Linked DNA regions of Homo sapiens: region 2 is linked to region 1. Evidence: read pairs that join two places in POLR2A ChIA-PET (ENCODE). Cell type or tissue: MCF 10A. All regions are shown on one strand. Each heading gives the region's core, and the rest is flanking DNA. Links, peaks and the distances in the headings are about the cores only.

What was found. Peaks named below come from ENCODE experiments on the same cell type or tissue, not always from the same donor. Only the 100,000 strongest peaks of a DNase experiment are listed, where the experiment ranks them.
Region 2: POLR2A ChIA-PET joins it to region 1 with 5 read pairs; 2 of 35 experiments call an interaction of 5 or more read pairs at or near these places.

What each region holds. Positions count from the first base shown.
Region 1 is chr10:73,823,345-73,831,634 of GRCh38, reverse strand. CAMK2G (calcium/calmodulin dependent protein kinase II gamma) reads left to right here. Exons shown (of 23, transcript NM_001367534.1): 15 at 3,514-3,546; 16 at 6,288-6,356; 17 at 7,551-7,595. Among named protein-coding and RNA genes, the nearest start is that of NDST2-ZSWIM8-AS1, 16 kb to the right of the region's middle. RefSeq lists a silencer at 1,558-1,758. In MCF 10A, for the core only: no CTCF peak of the experiment used is centred there; a DNase peak (open chromatin) is centred at 4,084.
Region 2 is chr10:73,940,365-73,948,654 of GRCh38, reverse strand. No RefSeq gene overlaps it. Among named protein-coding and RNA genes, the nearest start is that of C10orf55, 22 kb to the right of the region's middle. RefSeq lists an enhancer at 7,791-7,950. In MCF 10A, for the core only: no CTCF peak of the experiment used is centred there; no DNase peak of the experiment used is centred there.

The DNA.
Region 1 (8,290 bases), core at 1,638-5,637:
ACCTCCTGAAGTGCGGGGGTTACAGGCATGAGCCACCACGCCTGGCCTATAATGATATCTTAAAAGATTGCTTTCTTTTTTTTTTTTTTTTTTTTTTTTTAGACGGAGTCTCACTCTCACCCAGGCTGGAGTGCAATGGCATGGTCTTGGCTCACTGCAACCTCCGCCTCCCGGGTTCAAACAATTCTCCAACCTCAGCCTCCCAAGTAGCTGGGACTACAGGCGCGTGCCACCACACCCAGCTAATTTTTATATTTTTAGTAGAGACGGGGTTTTGCTATGTTGGCCAGGCTGGTCTCGATCTCCTGACCTTGTGATCCACCCGCCTCAGCCTCCCAAAGTGCTGGGATTACAGGCATGAACCACCGTGCCCGGCCAATTGCATTTTTTAAAAAGACTGGAAGATTGCTAGGAGTATTAGTGGTTTTCCCATGCCCCTTCTCTGTTTTCCAAATTGCTTGTATTGTGGCTGCAGTCCTTTTATAATATGAAACAGGTAAATAACAACTTATGTTGTGGCTGCATCAAAGGGGTGAGAAACGAAAAGGAGAGGACAAAGCAAGATGTGCAGAGTTCGACCTTTCCAGGCTCTCTCAAAGTCAAGGTTTTGATCAATGTTATGAGGGAGGCCTGTGAAGTAGCTCAGATGGTCTTGAGCTTTCAGCATCATGGATTCTTCTTTTAGATCCCATCTTCCCTTCCCAACTCCCCCTTCCTCAATTCCTACTGCTTAAGTGTCCATAGGGCGATTTCTTTTTCACTGTTCAGAAGCTTTCTGCAAGATGTTCAAAATACTAGCATTGGTTTGAGCAGCTAGTCTGTCTTGTGTTCTTGATTTGGGGGACTTAGCTTCTATTTAGATTTCTTTGAAGCTGGATGCCAGTGACCCAGGGTCTATGGAAGAGTAAGAGCCACTTGTGAGGATGACTGAAGAGGCCACAAACTCTCAGATCCTGAGAGTGTAGGACAACTTGTGCCTTCTGCTAGTCCCAGGCCAGAATGGCCATCCTATCTTTAAAAAAGAAAGCAAGCAAGAAAAACGAAAGGTTATAGTTATTTCCCTAAGTACTATTTGAATTATTTTGTTAAATTAAGTATGAGAAAGAGGTTTGAACGCTTTTCCAGCTTAAAATTTAAAATAAATATACAGTTTTTAAGTAAAAGTGAGATATGATTCTTTAGAAATCATCTGGCATTTAGCCAGGCATGGTGGTGTGCACCTGTAGTCCTAGCTACTCAGGTGGCTGAGGCAGGAAGATCCCTTGAGCCCAGGAGGTTGAGGCTGCAGTGAGCCATGATCATGCCAGTACTTCAGCCCGGGCAATAGAGCAAGACCTTATCTCTAAAAAAATAATAAAAAGACCTCACATTTAGACAATGTGGTAGTGTGCTGGTTCAGAAGGAGCCCAGCTATGCATGGCTAAGGGCAAATCCCTGAATGGAGAAGGAAATTGAAAAATGTTGACTAACCTGAGAAACAGTCTTTGGAAAAGGGTGATCTCAGGTTCTCATGCAGGACAATTTAGGAAAAAGAGAGCAAGCCAGGAGAAGGCTGAGAACTTATTCCCCATTAGTCAAAAATCTGCTTTAAGTCAAGATCCTGCAATGGCCTTTCACAACAAGCCCCTGAAAATCAGCAGAACAAAGACTGGGCCTGGTGAGTGAGTGCCTACGCAGAGTTCTTGCTGCCGTGATTCAGTGCAAGTTAGAAACCTGTGCTCTTCTTTAGCCTGGGGAAAAACCAAAGTCAGCAAACCCAGCTCAACTCAGCAAACTTTCGTCGCCTGTATGCTAACTATAAGGCATGTTGCTAGGTACTGTGGAAATTGTAAAGACACATAAGATAGGAACCTTCCTGAAAGCAGTAACACTTTAGTTGGGTAAAGGGATAAGGAGATATACACACACACACACACACACACACACACACACACCCCACTACTTATATATATGAATATAAGGGAACTCCTTCTTTTTGAGGGATGATTTTCGAAGTAAAATATCATATTTGAGCATATTTAAAAGGCCACTGTAAGGCTGTGTGCGGTGGCTCACGCTTGTAATCCCAGCACTTTGGGAGGCCGAGGTAGGTGGATCACCTGAGGTCAGGAATTCGAGACCAGCCTGGCCAACATGGCGAAACCAGTCTCTCTACTAAAAATACAAAAAAAAATCAGTGGGGCGTGGTGGCGGGCGCCTGTAATCCCAGCCACTCAGGAGGCTAAGGCAGGAGAATTGCTTGAACCAGGGAGGCGGAGGTTGCAGTGAGCCGAGATGGTGCCACTGCACTCCAGCCTGGGCAACAGAGTGAGACTCCCTAAAAATAAATAAATAAATAAATAAATAAATAAATAAATAAATAAATAAAAGGCCAATGTAAAAGAGGCCTAACTATATTTAGGTTTTTCTTTTCCTTTAAATCTAATTCTAAATTATGGACCATTGTCAATATTTGTAGCCTCTTTCGTTGATTATAATAATAATCCCTGAAAATGCCTTCTAAAGAATGCTGGCCGCTTGAGGGCAGGAGCAGTTTATCAGCTGTGTTTACCTGAAACAGCCCTCAGTGTTTGCTGGGCATTGTTAAATGAATGTGCAAAAGTTGAACGACAGACGGACATATTACAGGGGGACCTTACCCCCAGTGAGCTAATGATGACATTGATAATTACCCTTCATTTTTTAGACACAGTCTTCTGGGATATATTTTCAGTGTTCCACGTGGTCTTCATCTTGATGCGTCTGTTTCACATGTGAACGTAAAGTTCGTGAGCATCTAGTTGAGGCTGAGGAATCACTGCTTTCAACATTCCCTGTGGCTTACATCCCTGCATTTTTATGATCACTGTAGTTTTAATCACTGGCACTCCTGTGTTTCTATTTTCCACGAATTGCAAAATGCAATAAAAAATTCAAATATTGTAAACAAGCATGGCTATACTGACAAAGGAAGGCCAACATTTAACTGCTAGGTGATTTTCAAAAGCTCAGCATCTTTATGTAAAAAGCATAGTAGGGATGCAGCGAAGTCAGAAGTCAAATTTTATTAGAGCTGAGGAGAGCCTGTAGTAGCTTTTGCTTTTTCCCTGGTGGCTGCTCACTTGAATTTCAGACAGTTCTAGTAATGAGAGAAAATAAATAACATTACAGGGTGAGCTAACCCTATGAACCCAGACCTGTAAATTTGTAGCAAAATGATACTTAACCTCACAGACTTGTGTCTTAATCTCCTTAAGAGGCTTTTTTTGAGCAAGGCTGAGACATCTCAGAAGATACTAAATCTGTGTCTATGAACCTGACCACAAAAGAGTTCTTCCCTCCCAGGGTCTGGAGGGTGTGAGTGCCTGTCGGTCCGTGTGCTGTTTAACCCTCTGGTGCTGGACTCCGGGTCTCCCTCCGCTCTTTTCTCCCTGATGCAGAGCCCACACTGGTGCGCTAACCTGCAGCGTCTCTGTGCTTCTCTTCTTACCTCCTCTTTCCCCTTCTCTTTCCCTCTTGCTGTGGTGTGTCCAGAAAAGGAAGTCGAGTTCCAGCGTGCACCTAATGGTGAGCCTTGCCTGCCCACCCATCGCCCACTCCATGCTGCCTGTGCCCGCCTGCCAGCCACGCAAACCTGTTCTGCCACGTGCGTGTGCCTCACTCATCCTCACTGCATGTCTGTGCTGTGTGGGCAGGTGTGGCCTGTCCTGCCAGGCGGGGGCCATTGCCCAAGGTCACCCAGTAGCCTAAAAAGTGGACATTGGAAGGGGTGGTACGGCACCCCCTGCTGTGGAGCTTGGACAGACCCCAGCGACCCAGGGTAGGATGTGAAGCTGGTAGGGACTTGGGGCAAGCAAGGGAGAGACCCTCACTCTCTTGTCACCCAGAAGGAGAGGCCCTGCTTCCCAGGCATGAGGAGCTGCTTCCTACAGACTGGCAGCTGGAGGGCAACTGTGTGGTGGGCAGAGGAGCTGGTTGCAGGCTCCCACTTGTGAGTCTCGCTCTCCTGGCTCTGCCCCCGTGCAAATCCCATTCTCTCTAGCTGTGCCCAGTGGTTTATTCTGCCCACCCAGCCCTCGGGGGACAGCTAACTCATCTTTCTCACGGGACACTGGGCACCAAGGGCAACACAGCAGCCTGAGTCATTATGAAACCATCCATTAAAACCAGAGGTGGGGGCCGGGCGCGATGGCTCACGCCTGTAATCCTAGCACTTTGGGAGGCCGAGGCGGGTGGATCACAAGGTCAGGAGATCAAGACCATAACACGGTGAAACCCTGTCTCTACTAAAAATGCAAAAAATTAGCCAGGTGTGGTGGTGGGCGCCTGTAGTCCCAGCTACTCAGGAGGCTGAGGCAGGAGAATGGCGTGAACCCAGGAGGCGGAGCTTGCAGTGAGCCGAGATCGCGCCACTGCGCTCCAGCCTGGGCGACAGAGCTAGACTCCGTCTCAAAAAATAAATAAACCAGAGGTGGGGCCACTTGGGTGACATCCCAGCCCTCTGCAGGTTTTGTGGGCACCCTGGAGTCCTTGCCCCCTGTGAGGGTCTTGGCCTCAGCTGGGATTTACAGGTAGGGCAGCCCTCTCTAACCAACCCCGAACAGGTCAGCATCATTCACTGAGCTAGGTGGGCTTTGCTTCTTGGTGGGAATGAGAGACAGCAGAGCTCCCGTGAGTTTAGACCCACCGTCTCACTACTCCTGGGCCCCCTCTTCTCTAGCCTGTCGCAGTCTGTGGAGTCTTGTTCAGTGGAGTCACTTGGTGCCTGGCTTGAGGTTCCATGCCTAGCCCTGGGTTTGGGGATGTCTGAGCCATTGACAGCAAGCTGGCGGTGGACGGCTTCAGGTCTGGTCCAAGAGGCCTCCAGGCAAGAAGTAGGACAGTCAGGATGCTTTCTGTGTATGTCCTAGGAGAGAAGACACACATTCTAGCTGTCGATGTATCATCTGTGCCCTGTGCAGGGATGGTAGCCACACATTTGTCTCACTGCCTATTGAAGAACTTGCAGGCATCAGGCTGCTCCTCAGTGGCCCCCAACCCCACTGGAACTCAGTGAGATGGAGTACGCTGGTTAGGGAACTATCAGAGGCAAAGAACATCACATGGATATGGCTCCCTGCCCTGGAGATCAGCCTTCTTCCTTTCTTCCATCTTCCCCTTGCCCCTCCCTTGCTGTGCCCCTCCGTGTAATGTTTTTGTTTGTTCGTTTGCTTTTGGTTTTTTGAGATGGAGTCTTGCTCTGTTGCCCAGGCTGGAGTGCAGTGGTGCAATCTTGGCTCACTGCAATCTCTGCCTCCCAGGTTCAAGCAATTCTCTTGTCTCAGCCTCCCGAGTAGCTGGGATTACAGGCATGTGCCACCATGCCCGGCTAATTTTTGTATTTTTAGTAGAGACGGGGTTTCACCATGTTGGCCAGGCTGGTCTTGAACTCCTGACCTCAGGTGATCCACCCGCCTTGGCCTCCCAAAGTGCTGAGATTACAGGTGTGAGCCACCGTGCCCACCCACCACCATGTAGTTTTGAAAGGCAAGGAGATATCCCTGGTGGTCATGGTGCTGTTGGGAATGTTGGCCTGTGTGTGGCCTACTCTGTCCTGGGGGCTGGATTCTGGGACTACAGCTACAGCCCCGCTGGGTTTCACCTGCCCCTCCCCGGAACACTGCCCTTCTAGCTGATCAGGCCTAAGATTTGTCAGACAAAAAGGTGAACAGCACAGTCCTGACTCTGCTCCCTGAGGTCAGTGAATGCATTTTGTGTCTGAAAGGGACTTCCACCCCCATCCTCTGGACACCATCTCTTAGGCCAGGCATACTTTTCTTTTCTCCTTCCTCTTTGTTTCAGGCTTCGAGCTGGTGTTGTAAGAAGGAAATACAGGTGCTGGGTTGAAAGTGCAGCAGGAGACTGCCCACAGATAGGGGACCAGAGTTTCTGAATTTTGTTCTGCTTTCTTATAAACTACCCCCCTTTTTCCTGTACAGTGGGAAGAAGATCTTGAACTTCTTTGGGTCAGGTGTGGATTTTGCAATGACCTGGCACCTGGCATAAGCAGAGATTTCTGGAGGGATGCTTTAAAACAAGGCTTTGGGCTGGTCCCACCTTGAGGGTGCCCCCAGAGCTAGGTCTCTGGGCCCCACAAATACTTCCTCTGATCATCTCTCTAGCCATCGCTCCCATCTACACAGCGTTATGGAGGCCACCTCAGGCCTACCTCCTCCAGGCCAGACCAGGGGGCAAGGGAGGTCTGGGAGTTGAACCTGAGTGGCCTTGGGGACTCTGGAGGAACTAAACCATCTGTTTTCTTGTCTCAGCCACAGAGCAACAACAAAAACAGTCTCGTAAGCCCAGCCCAAGAGCCCGCGCCCTTGCAGACGGCCATGGTACCTCCTGACTACAGCTTCTCCGCCTCTGACCCTGGCTGCCTCCTGCCCCTTCCCTCTTCCTCCTCTTGTGCCCCCTCCCTGGCCTCCTGGCCTGTTCCTTTCTTGGTCCCCATAGAACTGACTGCTTTGTGTGCCGCCCTGTATGCCCCTTCCCCTTCATTGTCCCGCCTGGCCGCGCTCCATCCCGCATGGCAGAAGTGCTGCTCCTGCTCCTGCTCCTTTCGCTGGTGGGGGGAAGAGTGATCAGGGCTCTCAGCTGAACCTCCCAGGCCCAGCCCAGGACCCCTAGTGGGTCTGCTGTGGGGGCTGGGAAGGTGAGTTGCTTAGGAAAGGAGAGGGTAGGAGCTTTCTTGGGACCTGAACATCAGTTCTTGGAGGCCCCCTTGTAAAACCTGCCTCAGCCTCTCCTTTGCAAAGCCAGAAACAGGAAAGAGGGCTGGGGTCCCCACCTCTGGATGGTGCTGAGGTCTCCAGGCTCCTGGAGTGCCTCATGCTGGCTAAGTTCTCTCTGGGCTCCTCCAGGGGTTCTGTGTGCTCTTGGAGGTCCCTCTGCTAGTGGTGGCTAACTAGAGAGTCAGCAGGGGGGTGACTGGGAAAGAGGGAGAGGTGATGTTGCCTGCTACTCCCCTCCTTGCGGACCCTCATACCACATGACGTGGCGGCGTGGGGCCAGGAACTAGGGAAGGCAGAAGGCGGGCGCAGTGGGCAGCTCTCTGGGCTCAGCTTGCTGAGGGGGCCTCCTGTCCTGGCTCTTTCTGGGAGACCTCATTCTTCTGCCCATGTTCCTGCCTCACACATTCCCCGTGATGAACGCTGTGGGCGGGGCCCGGCCTGTGCCCTCAGTCCCACAGCTCCTCTAGTGTACCTGCCCCGTGGGAACCCCATGTGGAAAGAGCCCTCAGAACTGACAGGAATCAGGGACAGAGGCCCTTGCTGTCAGCCTCCTGGGCACCTGCACCTGCCAGGCCTCTCTTTCTTACCAGCCCAGTGCTGCTGCCAAAATCCAGGGCTATCCCAGCTGCCCGGGACCCCAGTTGAGCCGGGATATTTTGTCTTCTGGAGATGGCTGGTGGGCAGGCCTCAGTGGTCATCATAGGGTCTGCGGGGGTCCTGGGGTGCAGGTGGGGCTCCTCAGGGAAGAGCCATAGTCTGTCCCCAAGTCGGAAGGGTAATCTTCATCTTCTCTCACAGGAGCCACAAACCACTGTGGTACACAACGCTACAGATGGGATCAAGGTGAGTGGCTCCTGAGCCTGCCTCCTGCTTTCCAGGTCAGCAGGAGACAGGTGGGCTGGGTCCCAGGGGTCTACAGGCTGCACCCTGAGGCCAAGGTGTTTGCAGAGGCTCAGCTGAAGGTAGCCTGTGCCCACAGTTGCTCCATGCTGAGGAAGGGCATTATACCTTACAGAGCTCAGGCTTTGCAGTCAGACAGACCTGGTCTGAATCCTGGCCCTGCACCTTAGTATCCTTTATCTGCAAATTGGGGATGATAATAATAGAATCTTCCTCCATATGTCGGAAGTTTAAATGAGAGTAAACGTTCACTGAAAAAATAGGCAAGAGTATCTCCAGACCCTGGAGCGTTCTCCATGGCCTGACCCCTTTGTGCCCTTGATGTTTTCACCAGCATTCCTGAACATCTGTTAAGCCCAGATACCATCCATGGCTCTGGCTTACAGAGGTGACAAGACAAATTATCTGTTCAAACGGTGGGTGGGATGGGAGGCAGATAAAAAACCAATAAGCAAACAGATAAGATAAGCTGGGCACCGTGGCTCACACCTGTAATCCTCACACTTTGGGAGGCCAAGGTGCGCAGATCGCCTGAGCTCAGGAGTTAGAGACCACCTTGGGCAACATGGTGAAACCCTGTCTCTACTAAAATACAAAAAAGTAGGCAGGTGTGGTGGCGCGTGCCTGTAGTCCCAGCT
Region 2 (8,290 bases), core at 1,453-5,452, 120 kb before region 1:
TAGAGACTGGGTTTCACCATGTTGGCCAGGCTGGTCTTGAACCCCTGACCTCAAATGATCCTCCTGCCTCGGCCTTCCAAAGTGCTGGGATTACAGGTGTGAGCCACTGTGCCAGGACAGTTTTTTTTCTTCTAATCAAAAAAATTTACACATTTTTATAGTGAATATTCAAACAACACAGAAAAGCACAAAGAAGAGAATCAATCACCTATAGTTCTATATCCTAGTAATAATATGATCTAGAGATAATAGTACTTTGGTATAAGTTCTTTCAAACTTTAAAATTCACATACATATAAACACATATGTACACACACATCTATGTTAATATATGAGATGCCTGACTGACATATTTGCCTATTTTCATTTATTTTATACACTTTTCAGCTGGAGCTTTTACTTTCTTTTTTTTTCTTTTGAGACGGAGTCTTGCTCTGTCACCAGGCTGGAGTGCAGTGGCATGATCTCGGTTCACTGCAGTCTCCATCTTCCGGGTTCAAGCGAGTCCCCTGCCTCAGCCTCCTGAGTAGCCGGGACTACAGGCCGGCTAATTTTTTGTATTTTAATAGAGACGAGGTTTCACCATGTTGGCCAGTATGGTCTTGATCTCCTAACCTCCTGATCCGCCCTCCTCGCCCTCCCAAAGTGCTAGGATTACAGGCATGAGCCACCACGCTTGGCCTTTTTTTTTTTTTCTTTTGGAATAAGTTTAAGTTTACAGAAAAGTTGCAGAGATAGTAGAGAGAGTTATTGTATACCTTTCACTCAGCTTGCCTTAATATTAACACATGACATACTATAGCACATTTGTCAAAACTAAGAAATTAACGGTGTTACAGTACTATTAACTAAACTACAGACATTATTCAGATTCTACCAGTTTTCCACTTATCTCCTGTTTATTTTTTCTTTTCTTTTTTTTTTTTTTTTTTTGTTTTTTTTTGTTTTTTTTGTTTTTTGGAGACGGAGTCTCATTCTGTCTCCCAGGCTGGAGTGCAGTGGCATGATCTCGGCTCACTGCAACCTCCGCCTCCCAGGTTCAAGCAATTCTCCTGCCTCAGCCTCCCAGGTAGCTGAGATTACAGGCACCCACCAATATGCCTGGCTAACTTTTTGTATTTTTAGTAGAGATGGGTTTTCGCCATGTTGTCCAGGCTGGTCTCAAACTTCTGACCTCAGGTAATCCACCTGCCTTGGCCTCCCAAAGTGCTGGGATTATGGGTGTAAGCCACTGCACCTGGTCTATGTCCTGTTTCTGTTCCAGGATACCACACATTGTGTTTAGACACATACTTTTGTTTTGTTTTGTGTTTTGAGACAGAGTCTCACTCTGTCACCTAGGCTGGAGGGCAGTGGCGTGATCTTGGCTCACTGCAAACTCCGCCTCCCGAGTTCAAGCAATTCTCTGCCTCAGCCTCCCGAGTAGCTGATTACAGGCGCCTGCCACCATGCCCCGCTAATTTTTTTGTATTTTTAGTAGAGACAGGGTTTCACCATCTTGGCCAGGCTGGTCTTGAACTCCTGACCTCAGACGATGCGCCCAACTCGGCCTCCCAAAGTGCTGGCATTACAGGCATGAGCCACCGCGCCCAGCCTAGACACACACATTTTTACAAATTTCAACTGTTTCTTTGTTTCTTTTCTTTCCCCACCACATGCATCAGAGTGCCTTCCTACATTTTTCCATCTCCTTGCCTTCAGGCCAAATGTTTGCTCTCCTGGCATGTTTCTCCATATACTGCTTTTGGGACCCATCAGTGTCAAGTCTCGCTAAAGACTCCTTTGATCAAACGAACCCTGCTCCCAGTCCCCTCTCCGGGTGGGGTCATTCTAGTCAGGAGGTTTGACCATCATGGGACACTTCCCCTAGGACTGGATAGGATCCACTGCATTCTGCTTCCTTTCAGTGTGGGTCTGCCCTGTACTTGCCACTGTAATTCCAGCCCCACAATGCCCGGACCTGTCCTCTGGGAGCCTAAGCCTTTACCTGTTATCTCATCCACATAATTTCCTGTGCCACCTTGAAATTCCCCTAAGTTGCCTGAAGCATCTTTGTGGTCCTTCCTTTGAAATGGCTACCCAAGTTTTATATAGCCACCAACTATTCCAGTCATTAAGGGGACTCTCCTGATGTCCTTATATTGACCATCTGTGTGAAACTTTTCAAGGGCAATTTTCCTTCCCTCCAGTAGAGAGAGCTGGAGAAATATCTTCAGCTCAGGTATACCATTTTTCATCTCTGGTAAAGAAGTATCCTCTTTTATTTTTTTACCCCATTCATGCCCTGTCTATTCATCCTTCTCCTTATCCCATAAGAGACTCACTATAATGTGTTTAATGCATGTCCTTGGGTATATAGACATTACTGAAAGATATACAGTGCTCTTTTATGGGTAGGTGTGACTTTAGTCTACATAAATGGTGTTATACCCTAGATCTTATTGTATTTCTTTTTTATGTGACACCTGTTTTTAAGCTTGTTGTGGGGGTCTAAGCACTTTTAGTTCACTGTGGCTGACTGCTGCACAGTACAGCAAAGTATGCGTTTACATTTTGCTTCCACGTTTCTGTAGTGATGTCCCCCTAGGTTGTCTCCACGTATAATCCTCTGATGAATCTGCTTGTTTATGTTCCTCTGGGGACATGAGATTGCTGGCTCATTGGCTGTATGCATATTTAAATTCATGAAATTGTGTCCAGAATTGGTGAGTTCTCTGTCTCACTGACTTCAAGAATGAAGCCATAGACCCTCGCGGTAAGTGTTACAGTTCTTAAAGGCAGCGTGTCCAGAGTTTTTTCCTTCTGATGTTTGGAGACATCTAGAGTTTCTTCCTTCTGGTGGGCTCGTGGTTTCGCTGGCTCAGGAGTGAAGCTGCAAACCTTCCCTGTGAGCCTTAACAGCTCATAAAAACAGTGCGGACCCAAAGACCGAACACAACAAGATTTATTGCAAACAGCGAAAAAACAAACCTTCCAACAAGGAAATCCAAGCGGGTTGCCACTGCTGGGTCCAGCAGCCTGCTTTTATTCCCTTATCTGGCCCCACCCACATCCTGCTGATTGGTCCATTTTACAAAGAACTGATAGGTCTGTTTTACAGAGAGCTGATTGGTCCGTTTTGACAGGGTGCTGATTGGTGCATTTACAATCCCTGAGCTAGACACAAAAGTTCACCAAGTCCCCACTAGATTAACTAGACACAGAGCACTGATTGGTGCATTTACAAACCTTGAGCTAGATGCAGGGTGCTGATTGGTGTATTTACAATCCCTTAGCTAGACATAAAGGTTCTCCCAGTCCCCACTAGATTAGCTAGACACAGAGCAGTGATTGGTGCATTTACAAACCTTGAGCTAGACACAGGGTGCTGATTGGTGTGTTTACAAACCTTGAGCTAGACACAGGGTGCTGATTGGTGTATTTACAATCCCTTAGCTAGACATAAAGGTTCTCGAAGTCCCTACCAGATTAGCTAGATAGAGTGCTGATTGGTGCATTTACAAACCTTGAGCTAGACACAGAGTGCTGATTGGTGTATCTACAATCCCTTAACTAGACATAAAGTTTCTCCAAGTCTTCACTAGACTCAGGAGCCCACCTGGCTTCACCTAGTGGATCCTGTACGGGTGCCGCTGTCAGAGCTGCCTGCCAGTCCCGCGCCATGGGCCTGTACCCCTCAGCCCTTGGGCGGTCTATGGCACCAGGTGCCGCAGAGCAGGGGGCAGTGCTCATCAGGGAGGCTTGGGCTGCCCAGGAGCCCACGGCCGCGGGGTAAGGCTCGGGCATGGCAGGCTGCAGGTCCCGAGCCCTGCCCCGCGGGGAGACAGCTAAGGCCTGGCGAGAATTCGAGCACAGCACCCGCGGGCCGGCACCACTAGGGGACCCGGTACACCCTCTGCAGCTGCTGGCCCGGGTGCTAAGCCCCTCACTGCCCAGGGCCGGTGGCACCAGCCGGCCACTCAGAGTGCGGGGCCACCGAGCCCACGCCCACTCAGAACTTGTGCTGGCCCCGGTTCCCTCCCACTCTCCCTCCACACCTCACTGCAAGCAGAGGGAGCCGGCTCTGACCTCAGCCAGCCCAGAGAGGGGCTCCCATAGTGCAGCGGCAGGCTGAAGGGCTCCTCAAGCACGGCCAGAGTGGGCGCCAAGGCCGAGGAGGCGCCGAGAGCAAGCGAGGGCTGCCAGCACGCTGTCACCTCTCAAAATAGAGTCAGATGGCTTCCAGAATAGCCCTACAAGTTTATAATCCCACCAACAGTTGTCCCCTTTTCCCCACATCCTTTCCAACACTTGAAAGGCATTATCTGACTTGCCTAACTTTCGACAATTGAGGTGACACCAAGTGATATCATGTTTTAATTTGCATTGCTCAGGGTACTTCTAAGATTGAGCTTTCTTTTTTTGAGATAGGGTCTCACTCTGTCACCCAGGCTGGAGTGCAGCCTTCACCTCCCAGGCTCAAGCAAGCCTCCCACCTCAGCCTTCTGAGTAGCTGAGACTGCATGTGCACATCACCACGCTTGGCTTTATTTATTTATTTATTTATTTATTTTGTAGACACGGGGTCTTGTTATGTAGTTGAGGCTGGTCTGGATGTCCTGGGCTCAAGCAATCCTGCCTCAGCCTCCCAAAATGCTGGGATTACAGGTGTGAGCCACTGTGCCCAGCCAAGGTTGGGCATCTCTTCACACACTTGCCAGCCATTCTAATTTCCCTTCTGTGATTTCTGACTTTATTCTTTGCTCACTTTTCCATTGGATTTCTGGCCTTTTTCTTGTTGATCCCCAGGAGTTTCTTGAGCATTCCAGATATTAATCTTGTGTAGCTTTAGACATTGCAAATCTCTTCTTCTGAATGGAAGAAATCTGCTTGGAGGGGGTTTGAGCTCACTATCAGGAAATTAATATAATTCATTTGCTGAGATCCAGCCTCTCCTGCTAAATCTCTTGAGTCCCAATCACCCTCCCTAATCTAAGAACAATTAAGCTATTCCCCATTTTTCTAACCCATTTATGGAAAGTAGTGTTTGGGGCCAGTGTGGTGGCTCACACCTGTAATCCCAGCACTTTGGGAGGCTGAGGCAGGGAGATCTCCTGAGGTCAGGAATTCGAGACCAGCCTGGCCAACATGGTGAAACCCCATCTCTACTAAAAGTACAAAAATTAGCCAGGCATGGTGGCACACACCTGTAATCCCAGCTACTTTGGCAGGCTGAGGCAGGAGAATTGCTTGAACCCGGGAGATGGAGGTTGCAGTGAGTTGAGATTGGACCACCACACTCCAGCCTGGGTGACAGAATGAGACTCAGTCTAAAAAATAAAATAAAATAAAAGTAGTTAGTTTGGGTTTATATGTCTAAGCTGTCCTCCAAAATATCCATTTTGATTGCTGTATTACTCAGGATAGTGATGGTTTGTGGGAGGAGGGAGGGTTGTGATTTGAACAGTGCACACAGAAGGTTTTCTGGGGAGGCTGGAAAATTTTTTTATTTTTTTCTTCTTTGAGACAGGATCTCACTCCAGTTGCCCAAGCTGGAGTGCAATGGCACAATCTCGGCTCACCACGGCCTCAACCTCCCGAGCTCAGATGATTCTCCTACCTCAGCCTCCTGAGTAGCTGGGACTACAGGTGCACACCACCACGCTTGGCTAGTTTTTTATATTTTTAGTAGAGATGGGGTTTCGCCATGTTTCCCAGGCTGGTCTCAAACTCCTGGACTCAAGTGATCCACCTGCCTCGGCTTCCCAAAGTGCTGGGATTAGAGCCATGAGCCACCACGCCTGGCCTTATTTCTTAATCTGGGTGGTTTTACCTTATAATAATAAATTAAGCTATACATTTGATTTGTGTGGTTTTCTTTTCTATGCCATGTTTTACAATAAAAGATTAAAATATATGTCCCTCAGTTACCTTTCATTTTCCACTGCTCTTCAGTTTGCAAGACTAAAATTCATTTTTCTTTTTGAGACAGAGTCTTGCTGTGTTGCCCAGGCTGGAGTGCAGTGGTGCGATCTCGGCTCACTGCAACCTCTGACTCCCGGGTTCAAGTGATTCTCCTGCCTCAGCCTCCCAAGTACCTGGGATTACAGGCGCGCACCACCACACCCGCCTAATTTTTGTATTTTTAGTAGAGATGGGGTTTCACCATGTTGGTCAGGCTGGTCTTGAACACCTGACCTCGTGAACCACCTACCTCAGCCTCCCAAAGTGCTAGGATTACAGGCGTGAGCCACTGCGCCCGGTCCTAAAATTCATTTTTCAAAACAATCTAGTTTCTCCCCGAGTCAAAGCAAACCTGATTCCCAGACATAGACTGCTCTGAAAATGGGCTTTTTCAATTACTACAAATCGGATATTCCCCTTTATTGTCCACCAGTAAAACTGACCACCCTCTGGTGGCTGAATCCACAGCCATGGCAAGGGTCTGGGCAGTCAACCTGTCAGGCCAATGCCGGGCCTGAGAGTGGAGGAGGGTAGGACTCAGGGACCTCTGAACCTGCTTCGTGAGCCTAAGGGCTTAGCTTGGCCACGGTTCCCTATTAATAGGCTCTGGGTCATGTACAAAACAAGAGAAAGATGACAGAATCTGGGAAGGCTGCTACCACTAGCGACCTAAGGACTCAAAACTTCACACACAAATATGAAGAACCATATATAAAGAAGTGGCTATGGCTGGGAGTGGTGGCTCACACCTATAATCCCAGCACTTTGGGAGGCTGAGGTGGGTAAATCACTTGAGCCCAGGAGTTCAGGACCAGCCTGGGCAACATGGTGAAACTCCACCTCTGCTAAAAGTAGCAAATATTAGCCAGGCGTGGTGGCACACACCTGTAATCCCAGCTACTCGGGAGGCTGAGGTGGGAGGATCACCTGTGCCCAGGAGGCGGAGGTTGAAGTGAGCCGAGATGGTACCACGGCACTCCAGACTGGGTGACAGAGGAAGACCCTGTCTCAAAAAAGAATTTAAAAAAAAGTGGTCATATATAAAAAGCTGCTTTTTCCAGTTTAAAGTTTCCATTTGCAATACATTGGATGAGAATGGGTGAAGGGGCGCCAGCAAGCTGTGGTGGCATAAACTGCTTGACTCACAGTGACTAAAACCTCTGTCTATTTGAAGTGAGCCTTTGCCAGACCCAAAAGGCTCTATTTTCCAAATCACCTGATACCACCTTTGGTCAAGGCACTAGCCATGGCAGCTGCACTAAGCCACAGGCTCCCATAAGCTATTTTTATCTCAAATACTCACTAGGACCCACTGGGTAACCAGTATGCTCAGGGAAAGGTTTGGGGCCCTGAATCCTACCTTCCACCCCAGAGGGATAAAGACCATGAGGACGGTGAGGAAGCATTTTTATTAAATGGTTGATTGAGGCTCCTGTATGCCCTCAGAACAAGGCTTTTCAGTAAAAGCAGGTCAGAGAATTTGACTTCGGCCAGGAGGTCTTAGCAAGAAATCCTGCTCCCTCTTTCTGAATCAGAGTTCATGACCCCAACCAGCTGCACGGAGGAGGATGGCTGCCCTGCTCAGAGAGGCCAGGCCCTTTATGGTCACCACGTGGAGCCGGGAAGGAGAAGAGAAGAAATAGGGTCATGAATTCCCACCCAGCAATCGGACATTTCCCTCCCTGGGCTCAGCAGTCTTGCCCTCAGACCTGGACTTGCCCCCTTCCTCAGCAGCACTTTCAGAACAATCCCTTAGCCCACAGCGTGGCAATAAACAACCGTGCGGTAAACAGAGCTTGTCTTCTTTGAGTCCCCTTGAGCCCAACGTCTTCGTGCTGCCCACCAGGCCACCCCCACGCAGTGTCTCCTACTCCAGCCAGAGCTCGGGGCACCGCCCCATCCCGGGTCGCCTTTCACCGCCAGCCCAGCAGGGGCCGCCAGAGCGATGCAGATGAAGCCAGAACCGCGCCCGGGCCGCGGAAGGAAGACTCCCACGGGCCGCCCTCGGTTCTTGACGCTCAGTCCAAGTGCCCAGTGGGGACAGGCGCTCTCAGGCTCCGGTTTGGAGCTCTCCTTACCCTTCTCAGAGGTGAAGACTGAGCCAGACTCCTTCCGTTTTATTTTTATTTTGTATTTTTTGTAGAGACAAAGTCTCACTTTGTTGCCCAGGCTGGTCTCAAACTCCTGGGCTCAAGCAATCTTCCCGCGTCGGCCTCCCAAAGTGCTGGGATTACAGGCGTGAGCCACCGCACCTGGCCCCGTTTTATTATTTTAAAAAATGTTGGCCGGGCGCAGTGGCTCACGCCTGTAATCCCAGCACTTTGGGAGGCCGAGGCGGGCGGATCAC